Linked DNA regions of Homo sapiens: region 1 is linked to region 2. A link is an interaction called in ENCODE POLR2A ChIA-PET data of the cell type or tissue named here. Cell type or tissue: B cell. All regions are shown on one strand. Links, peaks and the distances in the headings refer to the core of each region. The heading gives the core; the rest is flanking DNA.

What was found. ChIA-PET counts read pairs that join two places held together with the same protein. Peaks named below come from ENCODE experiments on the same cell type or tissue, not always from the same donor. Only the 100,000 strongest peaks of a DNase experiment are listed, where the experiment ranks them.
Region 1: POLR2A ChIA-PET joins it to region 2 with 5 read pairs; 7 of 35 experiments call an interaction of 5 or more read pairs at or near these places.

What each region holds. Positions count from the first base shown.
Region 1 is chr17:42,073,260-42,084,985 of GRCh38, forward strand. All of the region lies in intron 1 of ZNF385C (zinc finger protein 385C), which reads right to left. Among named protein-coding and RNA genes, the nearest start is that of ZNF385C, 19 kb to the right of the region's middle. In B cell, for the core only: no CTCF peak of the experiment used is centred there; no DNase peak of the experiment used is centred there; H3K27me3 peaks cover 296 bases.
Region 2 is chr17:41,967,650-41,979,375 of GRCh38, forward strand. CNP (2'',3''-cyclic nucleotide 3'' phosphodiesterase) reads left to right here. Exons shown (of 4, transcript NM_033133.5): 2 at 419-1,091; 3 at 4,243-4,382; 4 at 5,826-10,091. The coding sequence ends at 6,275. It overlaps DNAJC7 (DnaJ heat shock protein family (Hsp40) member C7), which reads right to left. Exons shown (of 14, transcript NM_003315.4): 13 at 9,612-9,674; 14 at 8,786-9,121. The coding sequence ends at 9,084. Among named protein-coding and RNA genes, the nearest start is that of CNP, 6.7 kb to the left of the region's middle. RefSeq lists enhancers at 1-177, 178-735, 736-1,293, 5,524-5,643, 9,195-9,274. In B cell, for the core only: no CTCF peak of the experiment used is centred there; DNase peaks (open chromatin) are centred at 5,392 and 8,950; H3K27ac peaks cover 1,481 bases.

The sequences.
Region 1 (11,726 bases), core at 2,296-10,295, 110 kb after region 2:
AACCCTGTCTCTATAAAAGTACAAAAATTAGCCGGGGGTAGTGGCACGCCTGTAATCCCAGCTACTCAGGAGGCTAAGATGGGAGAATCGCTTGAACCTGGGAAGTGGAGGTTGCAGTGAGTCAAAACCACCCCATTGCACTCCAGCCTGGGTAAGAAAAGTGAAACTTCGTCTCAAAAAAAAAAAGGTTGTGGACCTTAAGTAACTGGTCCAAAGTCACACAGGAAGTGGGCACCAAATGGGAGACTCCAGGCTGCTCCTAGGCACTGTCTCTGGAGGTCAGGGGAGACAGCCAGAGTCTGCTGGGGAGACTTCACCAGTGTGTGTGGCTGAGAGTCCTTTCTGATTCCTCCCAGGGAATCAAAGCACAGGGTCCAGCACACAGTGGGCACACACAGGGGCATGGAGCCAACCAGGAAGAGCAGGAGGCAGGGGCTGGTGGCACGACCTCCTAAGAGCACTGTCACCATTCTGTTGTTGGAGAAGCAATAACAGGGCAAGAGAGCAAGAAAGAGCCAAGGAAAGCGGACACAGAGGGCTCTTGCAGCCAAAGAAGAAGTGGCGGTGCCATTTACCTGCCTGGCACTGGGGCAGGCCTACTGGGGACCAGGCCACACAGAGAGGAGGCCCCATGGTGGGGAGCCTCAGGGATGCCTCACCCACGGTGCCACCAAGTCTCCTAGCACTTCCTGGTTCACCAACCACCAACTCACCCCTGCCTTGGGCCTTGCCCCTGCTCTCCCCTCAGTCTGGAACATCCTCCCAACATTCACAGAGATACCTCCTTGTCACTCAGGCCCCAGCTCAAATGTTACCTCCCCAGGAGCCCCTTTCCCCAGCTTCATCACTCTTAGTCTCAGACTCAGTTTACCACCCTCTTAGGGTATCTCTCAGGTTGTAATTCTTTTGTTTGCACCCTGACCTGTCTCCCCCATGAGGGCAGGGCCCTTATTTCCCAGCTATCCACAACACCAGTGCAAAGCTTACTGCATACTTAATAGATGCTCAATAAATAGTTGTTGAATGAATAATAAATGCATTTCCACTTTTAAGATAAATCCACATTAAATTGTACATTTTAAATGGGGGAATTGTATGGTATGCAATTATATTTCAATAAAGCAGTTACTAAAGATTTTTTTTTTTTTTTGAGACGGAGTCTCACTCTGTCGCCCAGGCTGGAGTGCAATGGCACAATCTTGGCTCACTGCAACCTCCATCTCCCAGGTTCAAGTGATTCTCCTGCCTCAGCCTCCCAAGTAGCTGGGACAACAGGCGCATGCCACTACGCTAGGTTATTTTTGTATTTTTAGTAGAGACAGGGTTTCACCATGTTGTCCAGGATGGTCTCGATCTCCTGACCTCATGTTCCACCCGCCTCGGCCTCCCAAAGTGCTGGGATTACAGGCGTGAGCCACCGCGCCCGGCCAAAGATGTTTTTAAAAAGTAAATCCAGGGTGAGGAGGACAGTCGTGGTATACCATATGTACCTCACTATCCCACAGCACACGCATCCTCTAACTTAATCCGGTCACACTGATCTCCATCACAGTCCACATCCTGTGGCTGTCCACGGAGAATTGCAGTTGTTCAGACTTGGAAGGGATCTTAGAGGTCATCCCATCTCTTTTGTAGCAGCTTTGACAAGGTATCCTCTGGCCTCTGCCTGAACATGCCAATGATGGGGAGATCACTACCTAACAAGATGGCCCATTCCACTATGCTAACGTTAATTAAAATGGGGGGTTGGAACCTGTTTCCCTATAATGCTTGCATAATGGTCGTAGATCTGCTGCCTGGTAACACAGAAAACGTGCACTCCACCTTCCACAGCCAGAGAAACACAGCAGGCAGTTTCTTCCTAAAGGGGCTCTTCTCCCAGCTAAAGAGACCCATTTGCCTCAGCTATTCTTCCCCTGACATGGTCACCTCCTCCAGGAAGCCTTTGAAGATGTGCCTCCCCCTTGTATGTGCTCCCAGGGCACCTTGTATGAGACCCTAACACTGCCCTTATCACACTGTATTAATTAAACTGTCTCTCCCAAACCCTGCTTTGGTTACCCAACTATACTGAGCGCTCCTCCCCCAGGGTAGTTCTGGGCCTTCATTCATTTCTTTTGCCTGGTACCTTGCATGGTGACCAACTGACCTGATCTAAACCACTTAATTAAAAATGTGTTGAATAAATGGTTTCCAAGTGTTGGATTATCCCAGTTACATTCCTTTATACTCCTTTTTTTTTTTTTTTTTTTTCTGATGGAGTCTTGCTCTGTCGCCCAGGCTGGAGTGCAGTGGCGCGATCTCGGCTCACTGCAAGCTCCGCCTCCCGGGTTCACACCATTCTCCTGCCTCAGCCTCCCCAGTAGCTGGGACTACAGGCGCCCACCACCACGCCCAGCTCATTTTTTGTATTTTTAGTAGAGACAGGGTTTCACCGTGTTAGCCAGGATGGTCTCGATCTCCTGACCTCATGATCCACCTGCCTTGGCCTCTCAAAGTGCTGGGATTACAGGCGTGAGCCACTGTGCCTAGCACATTCCTCTAAACTCTTTTAGGCTTTTGGTATCCTCCATAGAACAGAAAAAGGGACAGCACAACCTCCCCCCATCTCTGCCCTCCTCTGTGAATGCTGCCCATCCCTCAGTTTTTCTTCAGCCTTGAACTAGCTTTACATAGAGCTGAGCGTCCTTGAAACCCCCAGGTCTATTTTCACGTGATGCACTGGTGAGTTCAGCCTCCCTATCCCAGCCCCCGAGTGAATGGTAGTTTCCTGCGCTGGGAGGCCCAGACCGTATGTTTGGGCTTGCTGGCTCTCCCATTCTGCTTAGCCTATTGAAATCATTCAGCAGGACCACAGGTGCCAGCTTAGTGCCACCCACAAAGACGTGGCTTCACCTAGATACCTAGGAATAACACACCCCTAAACTCCAACTCTGCACGCAGGCAAAACACTGCCGTCTATTGTGGGCCTTCTGTGTGCCAGATCCTTCCCATGCCCTTTCCCACTCATTTCATCCCCTACTAACCCTGAAAGTTTGCTACTACTCTCCAGATTTTGAAGATAAAGAGGGGGAGGCTCTGGCCGGGCGCGGTGGCTCACGCCTGTAATCCCAGCACTTTGGGAGGCCGAGGCGGGTGGATCACGAGGTCAGGAGATCGAGACCATCCTGGCTAACACGGTGAAACCCCATCTCTACTAAAAATACAAAAAAATTAGCTGGGCGTGGTGGCGGGTGCCTGTAGTCCCAGCTACTCAGGAGGCTGAGGCAGGAGAATGGTGTGAACCCGGGGGGCGGAGCTGGCAGTGAGCCAAGATCGCGCCACTGCACTCCAGCCTGGGCGATAAAATGAGACTCTGTCTCAAACAAACACACAAAAAAAACAAAGAAGGGGAGGCTCTGAGAAGTTAACTTACCTGCCCAAGGTCACACAGCTAGAAAGGGGCAGAGTGGGGATTTGGACCCCATTGGATGACTCCAAAGCATAGGGTGTCTCTTTCCTTTATACCATGGTGCTTCTAAAGGCCTTATCCCAATATGCCCAGTAACTTTTTTCCTACAAAGGTGGGGTGAAGAGGAAGAACAAATGAAAAAGCTCTTCCTGGTAATGGAGAGCTGGGGGTGTGAGGTGGTGCTAGCCCTTCCTGGTCCACCTTCCACTTGCCCAGTGAGGGATTCAGGCCCCTTAAATATTGCCCTCCCCACTCCAGAAAATGACGCTTAGTCTAAATAAAGCCTCTGAGTCTCCAGTTTGACTATTCCAGCTCTCACTACTGGCCAGTCTTATCCACTGTCTCCTCTTCCTCTGTTTTGTCTGTGGATGACTCTTCAGCCCTAGAACAGTGCCTGACACACAGAAAGTAACAAAGACATATTGCTGGATTTGAGGAATGAACCAACTCTCACTGTAGGTGCAAAGAGAAATGGATCAGGCACCTTGCTCTGACTGTGTGAGTTTAGGCAAGTTACTTCCCCTCTCTGAGCTTCAGTTTCCTTATCTCTAAAACAGGGCAATTAACAGGTAACGGTGTAGAGGATGGTGTGACATCATGCCTGCAAAGTACCCCATATAATATGTGCCCAACTAATAGTAGGGGCATTATTAATTAGGTGTTGCTGGTCCCGGCTTTAGAGAGAGGGACATTGAGGCTCAGAGAGGTGAAGGAACTTATGCAACCCTCAACATTACACAGCTTGGAAGAGGCCCATACCGAACAGCAGCTGATGGGCCTGGATTTAAGGCTGTGCCCTTTTTCTTGCTCCTGGGGCCTTTCCCAAATGTTCAATAAGTAACATTTCTACTACAAAGATAAGAGGTGGTTAAAAGAATTGTTCATAATAATAACACTAAGGGCCCCAGCTGAAGCAAAGCCTGTAACAAAGGGACTCAGGCAAGGAGCAGAGACCCCGGCCCAGCCAGCAGCTTCCCTGCTCGGCCCACAGCCCAGACTGGGGCTAGGACGGGTGGCGTCATTCTGGACTCCTGGGCTCTAGGAGGGTGGGAGAGGCCCCAACAGTGGGTAGGCCTGTCCCACCCCACCCATCATGGGTTCTTTCTGCCCCCACTGAAAGGGCAGACTCTCTAGTGGCTTGAACAAGTCCACTGTGACCCCTCCCCCCACATTTTGCCTCCTAAAATAGCCCAGAGCCACCATGTGCCCAGGGCGGCTCCCCACTGGTTGCAAATCCCCCTGAAATCAAATCCCCATCCTGCCCCAAGGAGGACGGCACCACCTCCTGCCACTGCTGGGCTCCAGCGCCAGCCAGGCTCCCCCAGTGGAAACCGGGACAGTTGTCCTTCACAGTGACCGGGACATAAATCCCCAAATAATGAGACAGGCACTGGGAACACAGAACCAGACACAGTGCTAATTGGTTTGCTTCTGGGCAGAGATGATGTGGAGACAACAGTAACAGGCCTCAGTTTCCCTGGCGGTGTATTGGGGTGGGGGGATGCAAGGGCCAGGGATCCCTGGCTGGGCTGATTTTCTACGCCTTCTGACTGGCCTCACAACCTACTAACCAGTCGCACTTTTTAGGATATTAAATTCCCAGATGTAAAAGGAAAGGGCTGGGGTCTCCTGGTCCAGGTCCTGAGGTAGGAAGCCTAGAATCTCTACCATGATCCAGAAACACCTTCTTTCCATTAAGAAAAAAAAAAAAATTCAACCAACACTCAGATCCTTCCCAGTATGCATGGGGGACTGGGGGAGCAGGGAGGCGGGGAACCCAGTGCAACCTCCCTGCTCCTCATGTGAGGTTGGTAATGGATTCTTGGACAAGCCCAAGGACCTCAGTTTGCAGTAATCAGGATGAGATTATCACATTAAACTTTCAAAGTCTTTGCTCAAAAAGAAGCAGCAGCAGCTGACACCCTTGACTCCCCCGACTTTCCCACTGTCACCTTCTCCTGGACCATGACCAGATGAGCTCCAGATACAGGCCACGTGGAGGCTCCACTGCACTGGGGCAGAGGCAGGGGCATGGACAGGATGATCTCCCTGGGGGTGGCCTCAGGGTTGTGGTAAGATGGAAGGGGGAGGAGGTGGGGGAGAGAGGTGAGCATGTGTGTCTGCGGGTGTAATTTGGAGGGACTGCGGGGAACTGGAGTAACTTGAAGTCAGGCAAATGTGTTTACGTTGCAACTTCGCCACTAATCGTGTGACTGGGAACTTGTCCCTTCTCTTCACATCTTAGTTTCCTGTCTGTAAAATGGAGATAATGGTAACAACAATGCCTAATAATAACTCCTCTGACTCAAGGCTGATGTCTGAGAAGATTAAATAAGATAACAGAATATACTAGCCCGGCACGGTGGCTCATGCCTGTAATCTCGGCACCTTGGAAGGATGGAAGGACCAGGTGGGTGGATTGCTTGAGCCCAGGAGTTTGAGACCAGCCTGAGAAACATGACAAAACCCTGTCTCGCAAAAAAAAAAAAAAAAATATATATATATATACATATATATATATATACACACATATATGAACAAAAATTAGCTGGGCATGCTGGTGCACACCTGTAATCCCAACTACTGGGGAGACTGAGACGGGAGATTGAGGCTGCAGTGAGCCATGATCATGCCACTGCACTCCAGCCTGGGTGACAGTGAGACTCTGTCTCAAAAAAAAAAAAAAAAAAAATACTGACCAGGCACAGTGGCTCACGCCTGTAATCCCAGCACTTTGGGAGGCTGAGGCAGGAGGATCACTTGAGGCCAGGAGTTTGAGACTCTATCTTTACAAAAAAAAAAAAAATTAGTTGACCATGGTGGTGCATGTCTGTAGTCCCAGCTGCTCAGGAGGCTGGGACAGGAGGATCATTTGGGCCCAGGAGTTGAAGACCACAGTGAGCTATTATTGTGATACTGCACTCCAGCCTGGGTGAAAGAGCAAGACTGTCTTCCCCCATCACCCCCCAAAAAAAAGAAAGAAGGAAAATGCCCTAAAACTGTAAAAGCCCACTGCGATGTGAGGGATGATGTCATTAGTTACAGCAGGAGGGATGGTGATAAGACCATAGAAAGAACTTCCTCACAGCCTTGCGTTGGAAACTAATGGAGCAAAAAAAAAGAAAGAAGACAAACAGGCTTGGGTAGAATGCCAAAGATCTCATCAATGATCCACTCTCCCAACCCAGGGTGCCCATCCCCATGTCCAGGCTCCCCTCCTGCCCATCATCTTGCCTCCCAAGGCTGCCAGGCAGCCATCAATTTTTCCCAACTCAGAGCTCTATTCAGCTTGTATTTGTTGCCAACACAACAGAAATTATTTCAACCTCTTCATCCAGCTTGGCAGAGCTACCTGGGGTGTGTAGGAGAGGCCAGAGCTGGAAGAAAGGAGGCTGGAAATTGGGGTGTCCAACAGTGGGGTGGCCGTCTCTCCAGAATATTAGCTGCAATTGCAGCATTCTAGAAGGCAGTCAGCTTCCTGAGAGGACAGCCTTATACTGCCCCATGGAAGGGAAGGGAAAGCCTGAGGATCCAGGGGTCCTCACGGGGACCTTGGCCACCTTTCCTCTTACTTAAAGAGCTGCATTCAGAAGGTGTTGGGAAGGAAAGGCCCTGACTACCAGCCAGGTTCAACCCTGTGGAAATTAAGATCTGTAAGTCTCCCTGACCCTCCCTTCATTTCCTGAAGCTTTTATTTAGTTTGTCCAGCAGGATCCTCCCATCCCAGCCCACTGATTCAGGCCTTGGGGTCCTGTCCTCCTCCTCAATATGAGAAACTAATCCTAACCCATCCTAACCTCACAAGGATGGAGGCAGATTGAGGATGACACCAAGATTCCAGGGTCACCTGGGGTGGGGAAGGGAGAACCTCCAAGTCCATTGGCTGAGGGAGATGGTGGGGTATCCATGGTCCACCTTGCTGGCCAGGGAGCAGCTGCTGACCACATCAAAGTCCTCCTCTCAAATCGGTCCGGTGGGAGGAGGCACAAAGCCGTTGCAGGCCATGAAGAAGGAGTCCTTTCAAAACCAGCTGAGAGGTTCCAAGAAACGCCCTGAGGACAGGCTGTGTCAACATGTCCTGTGCCCCCCAGGCCCACTGGTGCAGCTTCCAAGCAGCTTCCCACAGCAGGGCCACTCAGAGGCCTTGGCTGGAAGGCAGGGGAGGGTGAAGGACAGAGCATGAGCTCCAGGAGCCATCAGACCTTGGGCAAAGTCCTTACCTCTCTGATCTATAAAATGGACTCAGTAGTATATACCTCATGGGGTTGTTGGGAGAACCAAGAGGTGATATAGGGATAGCGTCTCCCTTTGTGCCTGGCACAGAGTAGGGGGTCGATAAATTCACTCAATAAACACTTATTGAACACCTACTATATGCCAGCCTGTCCACTCTATACCTTGGGATCTAGCAGTGAACGGAAGTCCAAAGGGCCCTCATGGAACTTGCAAATCTGGGTTAGGGGAAGAAGGATGGGCGCAGACAATAAGCAGATAAACACATGAATCAGGATGGACGAGGGCTTGCAGAAGACCAGCACTCAGGAGGGGCCCCTCTGGAGGGGCTCTGTCAGACCTGGCTGACCTGAGGGATAGGCCTGCCTGAGGGTTTTTGGCCACAACCACTCACGGGAATCACCTGAGCAGCCTTGGAAAATTCTGATGTCCAAGCTCCGCCCCAGGGATTTTATTTTTTTGAGACAGAGTCTGACTCTGTCACCCAGGCTGGAATCCAGTGGTGCAATCTCTGCTCACTGAAACCTTCACCTCCTGGGTTCAAGTCATTCTCCTGCCTCAGCTGGGATTACAGGTGCCTGCCACCACGCCCAGTTAATTTTTATATTTTTAAAGTAGAGTCGGGGTTTCACCACGTTGACCAGGCTGGTCTCGAACTCCTGACCTCAGTGACCTGCTCGCCTCAGCCTTCCAAAGTGCTGGGATTACAGGCATGAGCCACCACGCCCAACCTCTACCCAGAGATTCTGATAGGCTTGGTCTGGGTGCAGCCTGAGACTGTAAAATTCTGCCCAGGTGATTGACATGCAGCCAACAGTGAAAGCCTCATGCCCAGCAGGCTTCCCAAGTACCTGGCTACAGGAGCACCACCTGAGGAGCTTGTCCGGCATCCTAGGCTGGGCTCCACCCCCAGGGGTTCAGATTCAGGAGCCTGGGGTGAGGCCCAGCATCAACAGGTGCCCAGATTCTGAAGAGTTTCTAGGAGAGCAAGGGCGAGCTCCAGAGACTGGCTCTCAGAGTCTTCCTCACACTGAGCCTGGCCACACTGCATGGGACCACCTGCTGCTCCCATGAGCACTGTCCCACTGCCTTGCCCCCAGCCTAGCAAGTCCCCCGCCTTTCTCCAGGCAAGTCCTGCTGCTGCTCCTAGGCTTACCATGAAGCCTGAAGCTTCCCACCACCTCAGCCCCTTGGCTGAAGCCCCTATGCCATCCTGTTCCATGGCGTGCTTCATGTCTGGCTGAATCCTGGGCTCCTAGAGGTAAGGCCAACTCATCCATGGCACATGGCACCAAGCCCAGCACCTCACAGGGTATGACTCGTGACCTCAGTGATCCGCTCGCCTCAGCCTTCCAAAGTGCTGGGATTACAGGCGTGAGCCACCACGCCCGACCTCTTCCCAGAGATTCTGATGGAATACCAACCTTCTGTTGAAGGAATACCAAATCTCTTCCAGCCTCCCCTGCTCCCACAACTAGGCCAAAGGTGGCAGTGTGGTGACTGGCTCCTCTAGATCCCTACTCCACCCCCTCACCTGAGTCTCTGGTCCCAGGATTCCTCTTGTGGCATCTGGCTTCTCTCCCACCCACTGCACTCTTGGCCTTGCCCTAAGAGCCAGCCCTGGGATGGCAGACAGTGTACAATTATGTTTCCCCAGGCAAAGGTGCTCCAGGACGCCCTTTCCATCCCCTCTAAAGAACCAGGTATCAGCCAGTGTGGCTGTTCATGCCTGTAATCCCAGCACTTCAGGAGGCTGAGGTAGGAGGATTGGTTGAGTCTAGGAGTTTGAGACCAGCCTGGGCAACATAATGAGACCCTGTCTTTACAAAAAATACAAAAATTAGCCAGGCAAGGCCAGGCGCGGTGGCTTACACCTGTAATCCCAGCACTTTGGGAGGCCAAGGCTGGTGGATCACCTGAGGTCAAGAGTTTGAGACCAGCCTGTTCAACATGGTGAAGACCCGTCTCTACTAAAAATACAAAATTTAGCCAGGATGGTGGTGCACGCCTGTAATCCCAGCTACTCTGGAGGCTGAGGCAGGAGAATGGCATGAACCCGGGAGGTGGAGGTTGCAGTGAGCCAAGATTGCGTCACTGCACTCCAGCATGGGCAATAGAATGAAACTCCTTCTCAAAAAAACCAAAACAACAAAAAACAGTACCTCTTGAGAGACAAAGTGGCAAATGTAAGAAACCATGTCTGTTCATTTTTGCTTGCCAGCATAATTTCACAAAGCTCCTGACTCGTGACAAAATGTTTTTTTGTTTTTTTTTTTTGAGATGGAGTCTCTTGCTGTCACCCTGGCTGGAGTGCAGTGGCGTGATCCCAGCTCACTGCAAGCTCTGCCCCCCGGGTTCATGCCATTCTCCTGCCTCAGCCTCCAGAGTAGCTGGGACTACAGGCACCCGCCAACACGCCCCCGCTAATTTTTTGTAGTTTTGGTAGAGACGGGGTTTCACCATGTTAGTTAGCCAGGATGGTCTCGATCTCCTAACCTCATGATCCACCCACCTCGGCCTCCGAAAGTGTTGGGATTACAGGCATGAGCCACCGCGCCTGGCCATAACAAAATGTTTTAAAAAACCAATCACACTACAGGAGGTCTTTGTTTTCTGGTAACTGGCCCAAAAAACAAAGATTTTACATTTTACCAAGAAAATCCTGTGTTGTCTTTATTAAGTTTTTGATTACTTAAAAAAAACTAAACTTTAAAAGAATTAAAGTTTTTACATCCATGTAACTTTCTGTATTGCTTTTCAAGTCTTTTTTTTTTTTTTTTTTTTTTTTTTTTTGAGACAGAGTCTCACTCTGTCGCCCAGGCTGGAGTGCAATGGTGCGATCTCAGATCACTGCAACCTCTGCCTCCCAGGTTCAAGCGATTCTCCTGCCTCAGCCTCCCAAGTAGCTGGGATTACAGGCGTCCACCAATACACCAGGCTAATTTTTATATTTTTAGTAGAGATGGCATTTTGCCATGTTGACCAGGCTGTTCTTGAACTCCTGACCTCAGGTGAACAACCTGCCTCGGCCTCCCAAAGTGCCAGGATGGCAGGCGTGAGCCACCATACCCAGCCACTTTTAAAGCCGTTTATCACTCTGGTTAAATAAATATTATTTGGGTGAATGCAGTGGCTCACACCTATAATCCCACCATTTTAGGAGGCTGAGATGGGAGGTTTGCTTGGGGCCAGGAGTCCCAGACTAGTCTGTGCTGAACATATCAAGACCTCATATCTGAAAAAAAAAAAAATAGCTAGGCATGGTGGCAGATGCCTGTAGTCCAACCTATGAGGGCAGATTGCTTGAGCCCAGAAGTTCCAGGCTGCAGTGAGCTATTATCACACCACTACACTCTAGCCTGGGCGACAGAGCTTGTCTCAAAAAAAAAAAAAACCCAAAACCAAAAACAAACAAAAAACTATTATTTTAGAATGACCTATGATTCTGTTTTGATGAAGTGTTTTAAACATTTTTACATCTTTGGCAGGTTTCTCCAAGATCAAAATCCTAAATTAAGCCTTTTTAAACTAAATAGACATATAAAAGACATCGTCAAATAATAAATAATAATAGATCTTCTTTCAGTTACATTTATGAGTGTTATTAATATAAACGTTTCACAATTATATTAGTTCATAAAAATCTAATATATTATCAATGATAATTTTATTTTATTTTTTCTTGGAGACAGGGTCTCACTCTGTTGCCCAGGCTAGAGTACAGTGGTATGATCACGGCTCACTGCAGCCTCCACCTCCTGGGCTGAAACAATCCTCCTGCCTCAACCTCCCAAGTAGCTTTGACTACAGGCATACACCACCATGCCCAGCTAATTTAAAAAAAAATTTTTTTTTTAGAGATGGGGTCTTGCTATGTTTCCTAGGCTGATCTTGAACACCTGAGCTCAAGCCATCCTCCCACCTCAGCCTCCCAGAGTGCTGGGATTACAGGTGTGAGCCACCATGGCTGGCCAGTCATAATTTTAATTATGTTCAATATTTTCCATATTTTATACAGATATGTTATTTATATAAACAATCT
Region 2 (11,726 bases), core at 2,097-10,096:
TGGGGTAACCCTTCTCCACTCCCCCCCTTCTCTGTGCACTCAGCCGTGGCAGCTGTGGCTTGGCCCAGACACAGAGACCCCCACCTCCAAAGAGGACGTCCTTAGTAGGTGCCAAGCATATAAGAGTGAGGCCAGTCCCAGAACCGCAGGCTCCTGGCGCGCCCCGCATGCCTCCAGCACGTTTACCTTTCCGAAGTGGCAGGAATGGGGAAAGCGCACGCTTAGGAGAGCTTCAGACAAGCTTCCCTCTTCCTCCTCCACGACCAGAAGCGGAAAGGTGCTCCCGGACCGAAAGGGAAAGAAGGTCCAGCACTGCCCCGCTTGGGAAGGCACCCACAACCAGTCTAGGGACTAGGGGTAAGGCCGGCGGGGAGCCCGCGAATGACCTGGGCTGACATCTCTTCCCCTCCTTACACAGAACAGAGGCTTCTCCCGAAAAAGCCACACATTCCTGCCCAAGATCTTCTTCCGCAAGATGTCATCCTCAGGGGCCAAGGACAAGCCTGAGCTGCAGTTTCCCTTCCTTCAGGATGAGGACACAGTGGCCACGCTGCTAGAGTGCAAGACGCTCTTCATCTTGCGCGGCCTGCCAGGAAGCGGCAAGTCCACGCTGGCACGGGTCATCGTGGACAAGTACCGTGATGGCACCAAGATGGTGTCGGCTGACGCTTACAAGATCACCCCCGGCGCTCGAGGAGCCTTCTCCGAGGAGTACAAGCGGCTCGATGAGGACCTGGCTGCCTACTGCCGCCGCCGGGACATCAGAATTCTTGTGCTTGATGACACCAACCACGAACGGGAACGGCTGGAGCAGCTCTTTGAAATGGCCGACCAGTACCAGTACCAGGTGGTGCTGGTGGAGCCCAAGACGGCGTGGCGGCTGGACTGTGCCCAGCTCAAGGAGAAGAACCAGTGGCAGCTGTCGGCTGATGACCTGAAGAAGCTGAAGCCTGGGCTGGAGAAGGACTTCCTGCCGCTCTACTTCGGCTGGTTCCTGACCAAGAAGAGCTCTGAGACCCTCCGCAAAGCCGGCCAGGTCTTCCTGGAAGAGCTGGGGAACCACAAGGCCTTCAAGAAGGAGCTGCGACAATGTAGGTGGCAGGTTGGGGCCTTATAAGCCCACCTTGCTGGGCACAGGGTGCTGCGGGCAAAGGACCATCATTGTACTCAAAGGATGGAGCACGAAGCAGCAGGAGGCAGAGAGAGGCTCACCTCAGCGGGGGCAGGGGCAAGCGGTGCGTCCCAGTGGTAGCCTTGGGGAGTTGGCAGCACATTGGGAACACGGGGGCTTCCCAGAGCGCCTTTCCTCCCACCACACCTATCCTTCTAGCCCTCTTCTCTCCGACACCCTTTTCCCAGCCTGAATGTAGACCACTGTCCCTTGTCTTGGAGGTGGGAAAAACAAATTACTGTAGTAACAGGAAACATGTCCTCTTCTAATGTAACCTTAGAGGGGGAATCAAGCCCAGTGTTTTCCAACGCATTTTTAGCAGCAGAATCATGTTCCAAAAAATAATAATAATAATCACATGAAATTGTAAGCTGCAAAAAAATTAAAACTAGGACTATTGTGGCTTCACTGGGGATGGTTCTCAGGCCTCGGACTGCTCAATTTACTCATGGGTTTGTGGCATCTGCAGCTCCAGAGGACACAAGTCTCACACTTAGGCCAAAACCCGTTTTCAGATGGAAAAACATGGACCCAGGAGGGATGTGGGGTTTACGGGCTGGAACCCTGGACTCTGGCCACTCTAGCAGGGTTCTCTCTTGGCATGGGCTTTTTGCTCCAATGATAGGTTTGAGATAAAGAAGGGTCCTGGTGGCTCTCCTGGAGTGACCTGTTGGAGAAGTGCCACCCACTAATCCATCTATATGCCTTTAGGCCATTTCTGGTTGCCTCCAATTTTATTTATTTATTTATTGTGACACGGAGTCTCCCTCTGTTGCCCAGGCTGGAGTGCAGTGGCGCTATCTCAGCTCAGTGCAACCTCTGCCTCCCAGATTCAAGCAATTCTCCTGCCTCAGCCTCTCGAGTAGCTAGGACTACAGGTGTGCACCACCACGTCCAGCTAATTTTTGTATTTTTAGTAGAGACGGAGTTTCACAATGTTGGCCAGGCTGGTATTGAACTCCTGACCTCAGGTGATCCGCTTGCCTTGGCCTCCCAAAGTGCTGGGATTACAGGCGTGAGCCACCACCGCACCCAGCCACCCCCAATTTTAGATGATCTTCATGCCTGAAATAGCCCCACTCTGGTTTGTTGACATTGTGTATATTGCACAGAAGCAGGGAATTTGTGCCTGTATGGGTTCTCAGAGAGCTTTTTTCTCAGCTCCTAAACTTGAACTCTGCAGTGAACTGTGGTGCTTGCAGTGACATTGGCCAGGAGCAAGCCCTGTACCTGTGAGCTGGTGGCTCTGCCCTGGAGTGACTACTGCTCAAAGTTGCTTTTAATATTTATTTATGAGACGGAGTCTTGCTCTGTTGCCCAGGCTGGAGTGCAGTGGCATGATCTCGGCTCACTGCAACCTCCGCCTCCTGGGTTCAAGCCAATTCTCTGCCTCAGCTTCCCAAGTAGCTGGGAATACAGGCGCCTGCCACCATGCCCGGCTAATTTTTTTTTATTTTTGTATTTTTAGTAGAGACAGGGTTTCACCATCTTGACCAGGCTGGTCGGTAGCACAAAAGAAAGGAGGGGCCCTTGGCCCAAGATGGGACGAATCAAGCTTGACAGGATGATTGCCAGATCTTTTTTTTTTTTTTTTTTGAGACGGGGGTCTTGCTCTGTCGCCCAGGCTGGAGTGCAGTGGGGCAATTCGGCTTACTGCAACCTCCATCTCCCGGGTTCAAGCAATTCTCCTGCCTCAGCCACCCAAGTAGCTGGGATTACAGGCACCCGCCACCATACCTGGCTAATTTATAAATTTTTAGTAGAGACAGGGTTTCACCATGTTGGCCAGGCTGGTCTCAAACGCCCCGCCTCAATTTCCCAAATTGCCGGGATTACAGGTGCGAGCCACTATGCCCAGCCTATTTTATTTGTAAAGGAAAACTGGATTTTTCTGCCCAGGATTAGAGCAGGAGAAATGTAATGGGCCAGCAAGGCTGCTCTCAGGAGAGGCCTTCCTCCCCTGTGGAGGGCGAGACATCCTCATGGGGACTCAATTCAGAACATAACAGGAAAAAGCGAGTGACTCCAAAGACAGCCACAGGTGTGGAGTCTGGAAATCAAAATCACAGATACTCCACTCCTCTTTGTGTCTTCCAGCCCCATAATGTCACCCCATTATAGTCCAAGACCCTTCCTGTACCAGGAGGCCCCCCCATAGGCCTGCAAGGTGTGTATTAAACTGATGGTGACGTTGTGACTGCTTGTCCAGATGGGCCCCTGAGTGAAATGGGGCACTACTGATAGTTCCCTGGTGGTCCTGGGAACACTGGGGTATATGGTCACCCTAACTGTTGTGCTGGATTGATAGATAGGGTTGGTCACTTGCCCGAGGCCGATGGCTGGTACATGGCAGAGCTGAGATATTCACTGTGTTCTGGCTGTTTCCACCGTACCATGTTGTTCCCAGCCCTCTGTTTTCTTTCCACCCCACTTCCCATGACTTGCTTCCCCTTTGAGACGTGGTGCTAGTAAATCTTAGATTCCCTTGGCCTGTACTGCCTGCCTCTGTTACAAATGCCTTAGAGTTTGGAGAAGAGATGGAAAGATCTATACAATGTAAAGCCAGAGAATTTTAACTTTTTTTTTTTTTTTTTTGGAGACGGAGTCTTGCTCTGTTGCCTAGGCTGGAGTGCAGTGGCACTATCTCGGCTCGCTGTATCCTCTGCCTCCTGGGTTCAAGCAATTCTCTACCTCAGCCTCCCAAGTAGCTGGGATTACAGGCGCCCGCCACCACGCCTGGCTAATTTCTTTGTATTTTTAGTAGAGACGGGGTTTCACCATCTTGGCCAGGCTGGTCTTGAATTCCTGACCTTGTGATCCACCCACCTCGGCCTCCCAGAGTGCTGGGATTACAGGTGTGAACCACCGCACCTGGCCTGAGAATTTTAACTTTTTATTGCTCTAAAGTTGCCATTAGTTTGACCAACTAACCAATGAATGAGCTGTAGTGGGTTGCTGGAGAGGTGATGCTTAGTGTCCGAGTGTTTTGCGCTGGGCCTCGGTGGTCCTGGTGGCGGATGTTGGTATGCCCCTGCTCCCCTGCCCTGACTGCACCCGTTTTCTCCCGGCAGTCGTCCCTGGGGATGAGCCCAGGGAGAAGATGGACTTGGTCACCTACTTTGGAAAGAGACCCCCAGGCGTGCTGCATTGCACAACCAAGTTTTGTGACTACGGGAAGGCTCCCGGGGCAGAGGAGTACGCTCAACAAGATGTGAGTCTTCCCCAGGGACACATGGGGGAGGTGGGAGGTTGGGGGAGAAGGGGCTGCAGCATCTTCTGAAGATAGGTACCGGTGCCAGGCAGGGACCAAAAACCAGATGGCAGCTCAAGAAAAATGGCATCTCCTCCTCCTAGCTCCCCTGTCCCCAGGCGTAGCTGCATAGACCTCAGCCGCAGGTTCTAAGGAGCCTGCCCTGGCAGTACTGCCAGCCTGTGCATTCACCTGCCCCCAAGCACCTTCGCCTTCTGCAGATTCATGGAGAATGCTGGTCCACAGTGGGCTCCTGCTCTGGTCTCTCTGAGCCTGTTTTACCTTCCAAAGACTAGGAGTCCTTCGCCCCCAGGGAGCCTGGTGCACTGAGGTCCCCATCCCTGTCCCCAGGTCTGAGGTCTGGCCTGGCCCCAGAGTGAGGGAGTTTCATACGATAATGAAGCTTATTGGCTAATGGGTACGAGACCTTTCTGCACCACACAGCTGGCACCTTACACCCACAGCCACTGACAGTGATCCCTGAATGCCAGGCATGTCACCCATATCCACAGTCTCCAACTTCCAAGTGTCCACCCCCAAGCCCACTCTCCCACTTCTCTGCCTAGGTTAGCACAATCGTTTGTTTGTTCACTAGAGTGTCCTCCCAAATGGAAGCTCCCCTGAGGGCGAGTTTTTAAGTTTCGTTGACTCCTGTGGTTCCAGCACCCTAGCATAGTGGAATGAATATGTAACACCTGAGCTACCATCCCTAACCATGCCTTCATTTAGCATTTATTAACTACCCATTTCATGCCAGACACTGTTGGGACAAGGGATCGTGAGCAAAAATAGAAAAGCGTTTATGCTGAGATGGGATGGGCTGTCTCAAAGAATCAGATAGAAGCAGACATATCATCAGATGGGAACCAAAGTGTAAGAGCAGGTTTCCATCAAGGGCGAGTCTGACCTCAGTCTGACCTCACCCTGTCCTCCAGGGCGCTGTCTGGGTCCCAGGGGAAGCTGAGCGGTGCCAACAGTAGCAGCTGTTGTGTGCGCGGACACCCCTGTGGGCTGTTTACCTAGTCACTCTCATAACCACATTAACTCTGAGGTAGGCTCTGGTTCTCCCTGTTTTACGGGTGATGAAGCCAAGGCACCGAGAGGTCAGCCAGCCCGCTGAGGCCGGAAGCCAGTGTGCAGGGAGCTGGGCTCCCTCAGGAAGTCCGGCTGTCCCCGTGTGGCCCTGTCTGAGCGCCTTCGTGTTTCTCACTTGAGCCTGGAGCGCCTATGGAAGGTGCGTGCCGCAGTTGTTAGTGGATGCTGGGCCTATACCGACCCCTGCTCAGCTGTGCTCACTTCTGTTAGACTTCCCCTTCTCTCCTCCAGGAGGGACCCTCCCTGGGTCAGCTGTTCCTCAAGAGCCTGCCATCTCTAGCTTGGGCCCCTCTTTCTCACTCTCCCCAGGTGTTAAAGAAATCTTACTCCAAGGCCTTCACGCTGACCATCTCTGCCCTCTTTGTGACACCCAAGACGACTGGGGCCCGGGTGGAGTTAAGCGAGCAGCAACTGCAGTTGTGGCCGAGTGATGTGGACAAGCTGTCACCCACTGACAACCTGCCGCGGGGGAGCCGCGCCCACATCACCCTCGGCTGTGCAGCTGACGTAGAGGCCGTGCAGACGGGCCTTGACCTCTTAGAGATTCTGCGGCAGGAGAAGGGGGGCAGCCGAGGCGAGGAGGTGGGCGAGCTAAGCCGGGGCAAGCTCTATTCCTTGGGCAATGGGCGCTGGATGCTGACCCTGGCCAAGAACATGGAGGTCAGGGCCATCTTCACGGGGTACTACGGGAAAGGCAAACCTGTGCCCACGCAAGGTAGCCGGAAGGGGGGCGCCTTGCAGTCCTGCACCATCATATGAGTGTTCTCACCACCACTTATGCCCCTAGAAGGGAAGGGGAGAGGGAAACGTGCCCTCTGTTTGATCCTTGTTTTGTGACATTTTTTTTTTTTTTTTTTTTACTCAAAGTTAACCTACCTGTAACTTTTTAAAAACTTGTAAAATAACTGACCCTCCCTTCCTGTCCGCCCTCTTCCCCTCTAATGCTCACGCTCCCAACACAAGGTGGGCAGGGAGGCACCATTCAGGAACCTGGACCAAAGCTGACGAGGCTGGGCCAAGCCAGGGATGGGGCCACAGCCAGAACCCCGAGCCCTACTTCCAGGTTCTGGTTAGCTCAGCCCCAGCCCAGCCCAGCTGCTCTGCCCAGAGCTGGGTGAGTGGGGAGACACCTCAGAGCCCCGCAAAACCCACTGACCGGAGGCAAAAGGCAGTGGGGCTGGGGGTAGTTTTCCATGGTCACAGAGAACTAGTGGTGGCTCTGAGAAGGGGAGGACCTCTGGGCTTTGATTCCATCTCCTTGTCTTTTTTCTTTGTTTTTAGAGACAGGGTCCTGCTATTTCCCAAGCTGGAGTGCAGTGGTGCGATCATGGCTCACTGCAGCCTCGAACTCCTGGGCTCAAGCAATCCTCCTGAGTGATCCCATTTCTTAATCAGTGTAGCCCCAAGAAGGCTGGGGCTATTTACCAGGGTAGAAAAAGGAGCTTACCTCCCACCTTTGGTCCTAAGTCCCTGCCCCCTCCCCTTCACACCATAACTAGGTAACAGTTTGATAACTAGGGAAGAAAGCAGAACAGTTAAGCAGCCGCCACATCCCCGCTGGCTGGGGGCCTCACTCCAGGAAGGGGCTGGACTGGCTGTCCTTTCCAGTGGCCTGGCTCCGCTGTGTGGATGGGGAGATCGGGGCCAGAGGCAGAACCCTGGTGAGGAAGCTCCAGTCCTGCTCTCTACCCAGCCCATCTTGCCTCCATGGTGCCTCTGGAGGCCTCTGGGCCTCCTCTAACAGGGGCTGGTGGGCACCAAGAGCCAATGGAGTAGACCCCTGGCTGGTAAGGGCCAAGTCCCACCGGTTGCTTCTGGGAAGGGGTTTCTAACACTAGTCTGTGTGCTGTGGTTCCTGGGGTGCCCTCCACTGCCCTCTGTTCAGTAACAGGGCCTTGCTAATCGGGTTGTCACTCAACAAAAGTGCTTTGGATTTAAGTTACTATCCTGGCTTTGCCCAACCTCAGCAACCTGTAAGACTGATAATGAAATAAATCATGTTAATCCTAGCTGTGTGCAGTCTCTCTTACCCTTCTGTGCCCAGCTCAGTCTTCCCTAGGGCTGGGTGTATTAGGACTGGCTTTGTCCCACAGCTTGGGGCCATCGGTCCTGTCTCCCCTCTGCTGGCCGGGCACAGCTGTGGTGAGGTTGGGCAGCTGAACAGTGTTGGCTTTCATGAGGAGGCAGAAAGCAGAGGCTGGCCTCAGACTCATACAGAAGGTGGGGGTTGGCTGGGTACGAGGGATGTGGAGCACAAAAGCCTCTCATCCCCCATTAACCAGGGCACCAAGCCCACAGGTGTCCCCAGCCCACTGGATCAGAAAGAGTTCAGTAAGACCGGAAGCTCCTGGTATGGGTTTCTCCCAGTTCTCTAGGGAAGGCCACCTGCAGGTCACTGAAACTTCAAGCACCAGGGAAGATCTAACATTTGAGTCCCTTCCAGGCCATCAGAGGCCTAGTCAGCCACATGGGAAACTTCCAAGACCTGACTCAGGCATCATTCCACCATGGCTAAGGCACCAGCCGGGGAAGACTTGAAAGAAAGGGGCAGGAGCTCAGATGAAGAGAAATCCTAAGTTACCTTTCTAGGTCAAGGCCTGTCCCTGGCCATCTCTGAACTTCAGCTAGAGCTTCAAGTCTGTGCCTGGAGCTCCTGGGAAGGCTACTCACCTTGAACACCACGCTTGACAGGACAGCATGGTGCATGCCGCTGCATCCGTGAGCAGTGTGTCTCCTGCATGCAGAAAGGGAGCAGAGAAGGCCAGGGGCTTTTGCTAAAAATAGTGGCCAGACCAGAGCTCTGGAGCCACCTGTCCCACCTCAAATGGGTCTGGGGGTCAGGAGGCAGGGTTTTATCTCTGTCTACCATCTCCCTCGAACCCACACTGCAACAGGAACTGTGAGAGTCTTTGTAAGTAAACTGCCCTGTCTAGGTCAGTACCCACCTGAGCTTTGGACGCACACAGCTTTTAGTACCCACCTGAGCTTTGGACACACACAGCTTCTAGTGATTTCTGGGGCCCCACCGTAAAGTGAGCATGCTTTCTGAACTCGCTTCTCTGTGACTGATGTTAGGCTGGGCCCAGAGGCACAGCCGGGGCCTGCCTAGCACTCACATGCTGGACAGGTCTGGGAGAGGCAGAGTGCCCCACCTGCCACTAGGCTGGGTGCCCACAGCCCGCATGCAGCAGCTTGCTGCACCCCAAGTCCAGGTCGGGCTCAGCTCTGGCTCACAGACTGGAGACAATGCAGATGCCAGAGCAAAGGGCCAGGAAGGGTCAAAACATTTTATTCTCTTTTTTTTTTCTTTTTTAATAAAGTTAAACAGTAAAACAAAAATTCACAAGCTGCCTCCCTGTCCACCCCCGCCTCCCTCCCCTGCCCTCGGTCTTCGGCATTGGTTCCCTTTGCTCCACCCCACTCACAGAGACACAGGGCATCCAACTGAGAAAACGAAACTGCTCTAAGCACACGGAGACGTGATGAAGGGAGGAGGTGAACTGTTTCCACATTCAAGATTAAACTGAGTGAATCTGCATTTTCTGGGTTCTGGGTGGTTGCCCTTCATTAGCCAAATTGAAAAAAGAAATTCCCTGGACCAGATGCTGAAAGAGAAAAGAGGGGTTGGTAGTTGGCTATGGATTTTCTAAGGAAGATCACTTTGCTCTGATTATGGAAAAGTCTTCAAGGGCTGCTTCAAACTCAAACACAGAGAGAAACTCTATGGGTATCAAACAGCTCAGGCTGTTTTTGGGTGCAAGAGGGAGCACGTGACTGTATTATACATGGGTAGCTTCTGACCTCAGCATTATCTATATAGTACCTTTGCTCTTGCAGAGAAGCCTTGGTACTAGGCAGTTAGAGATGCCTCCCTGACCCTGCAGAGATGCGGTGGCTAAAGGTCCCAAGGCAAGGGGTGCCTGGGAACCTTCCTGTCTTCATCCTTAGCAACAGCCGAGTGGATAGATGCCCTGCTAGATGAGAATTCAGCTGCCCCCGCTCATGGGCCCCTCTGACTCCCAAAGAGCTGCCTAAGAGGCAATGAGTGTGTTGGCTTGTGATCTGGGAACTCCCAAGAACAGCAGGCCCACCTACCTTCAAAGCTGAAGCCGCCAGGACCGCCAAAGAATGCCTTGAAGATATTGTTTGGATCAAAATCTGTAGAGCAGGGCAAGTAACATGGAAGGGAAGAAAAGGTGAAAAATTAGAAATGTTCGAAGAGAACTGATGACACTGAGAACAGATCTCCAAAGCTTTCCTGGAGAGTCTCACTCCCCTCCTTTCCCAACACTTCAGACTGCAAGTGAGCAAACCTGCCCCATCCCGTGCAAAACATGCTACCTGATCCCACTCCTAGGACATGTTCCCTTCTCCTTCCAACTGCTGCCCCAAAGGAAGCTTTCTCTGCTTCAGCTTGCTTCATTGGGCTGTTTTCTCAACAAATGGAATGCCATTTGCACTTACACAAGACTTTCCCCATACTCTGTCTCCCTATAATGCTGGAGCGGCTACTAAAAAGGATAAAATGTATCACTTAAATGTTACCAAAAATAAATATAAGAGCAAGATCTAGGATTTACTGTATTTGATTCCATGTCTTTTACTCCGTAGACTCTAGGCTAGAAAAAAAGCTATGGTTTATTAGCTGGGCGTGGTGGCTCACACCTATAATCCCAGTGCTTTGGGAGTCTAAGGTGGGAGGATCACTTGAGCCCAGGAGTTCAAGGCTGCAGTAAGCTATGATCACAACACTGCACCCCAGCCTGGGTGACAGCAAGACCCTGTCTTAATAACAACAACAAACCAACAAAAACACCTACTAGGTGCAAAGTACTAGGTACTTTGCATACATTACATTACTTAATCCTAGTAATGTTTTGTCAGGGTAAGTATCATTCCCAATTAATACTCAACAAAACATATGTAGGTGGTTCAAGTAACTTGCCCACGATCACATGGCAGCGAAAGCAGCAGAACTGGAAAATCCAACTCCTGCCTGACTGGCTCTGTGCACTTTTGCAAGGCCACAGCATGTCTGGTGGCCCCATCCCTGACTGACTGCCCAAGCTTCACAGAAGGACTGACCCCCACCAGGTGATCCCACAGCCACCTCGTGCCCAGAGTGAGTTTCTCTGCTTGCATCTGTGTGTCTTCCTGGGCTCCTGGCTTAGTGAATGACCCCGAGTCAGCTATGCCTGTCACTTTCCCCAACACATCTGAATAGCAACCAACTCCTGCTGAGTCTACCACTAACTAACTCCCTGACTGTGCCCTCCAATCCTTTCCTACCTTTTGTGTCTTCCTTCCATCTCCATTCTCCTTACTCCCTCCAACCCCAACCTCCTCACCCCTATCACAAATATATTTCCAGAGCCAAAATCTGGTCCACAGTGCCCCTACTTAAAACTTCACGGCTGGCCGTGGTGGCTCAGGCCTGTAATCCCAGCACTTTGGGAGGCCAAGGTGGGTGGATCACGAGGTCAGGAGATCGAGATCATCCTGGCTAACAAAGTGAAACCCCGTCTCTACTAAAAAAAATAAAAATAAAAATAAAATAAAATAAAATTAGCCGGGCGTGGTGGCAGGTGCCTGTAGTCCCAGCTACTTGGGAGGCTAAGGCAGGAGAATGGCGTGAACCCGGGAGGCGGAGCTTGCAGTGAGCAGAGATCGCGCCACTGCACTCCAGCCTGGGCGACAGAGTGAGACTCCGTCTCAAAACAAAACAAAACCTCTTCACTAGTTTTTGACTGCTTATAGATCTTCTTAACTGCTAGGCAGAGGAACATGTTTATTGTGGTGAACCTAGGTTTATTAAACACAAATACCCCCACACTGAACTGGAGAGGACTCAGCATTATCTATATAGTACCATCATTCTTATTTTAAATTCCGGCTGGGTGCGGTGGCTCACGCCTGTCATCCCAACACTTTGGGAGGCCAAGATGGGCGGATCACACAAAGTCAGGAGTTTGAGACCAGCCTGGCCAACATGGTGAAACCCCGTCTCTACTAAAAATATAAAAATTAGCCGGGTGTGGCTGCAGGTGCCTGTAATCCCAGCTACTCAGGAGGCTGAGGCAGGAGAATTTCTTGAACCTGGGAGGTGGAGGTTGCCGTGAGCTGAGACTGCACCACTGCACACCAGCCTGGGTGACAGAGTAAGACCATGTCTCAAAAACATAACAACAAAAAAAAATTAAATAAATAAAT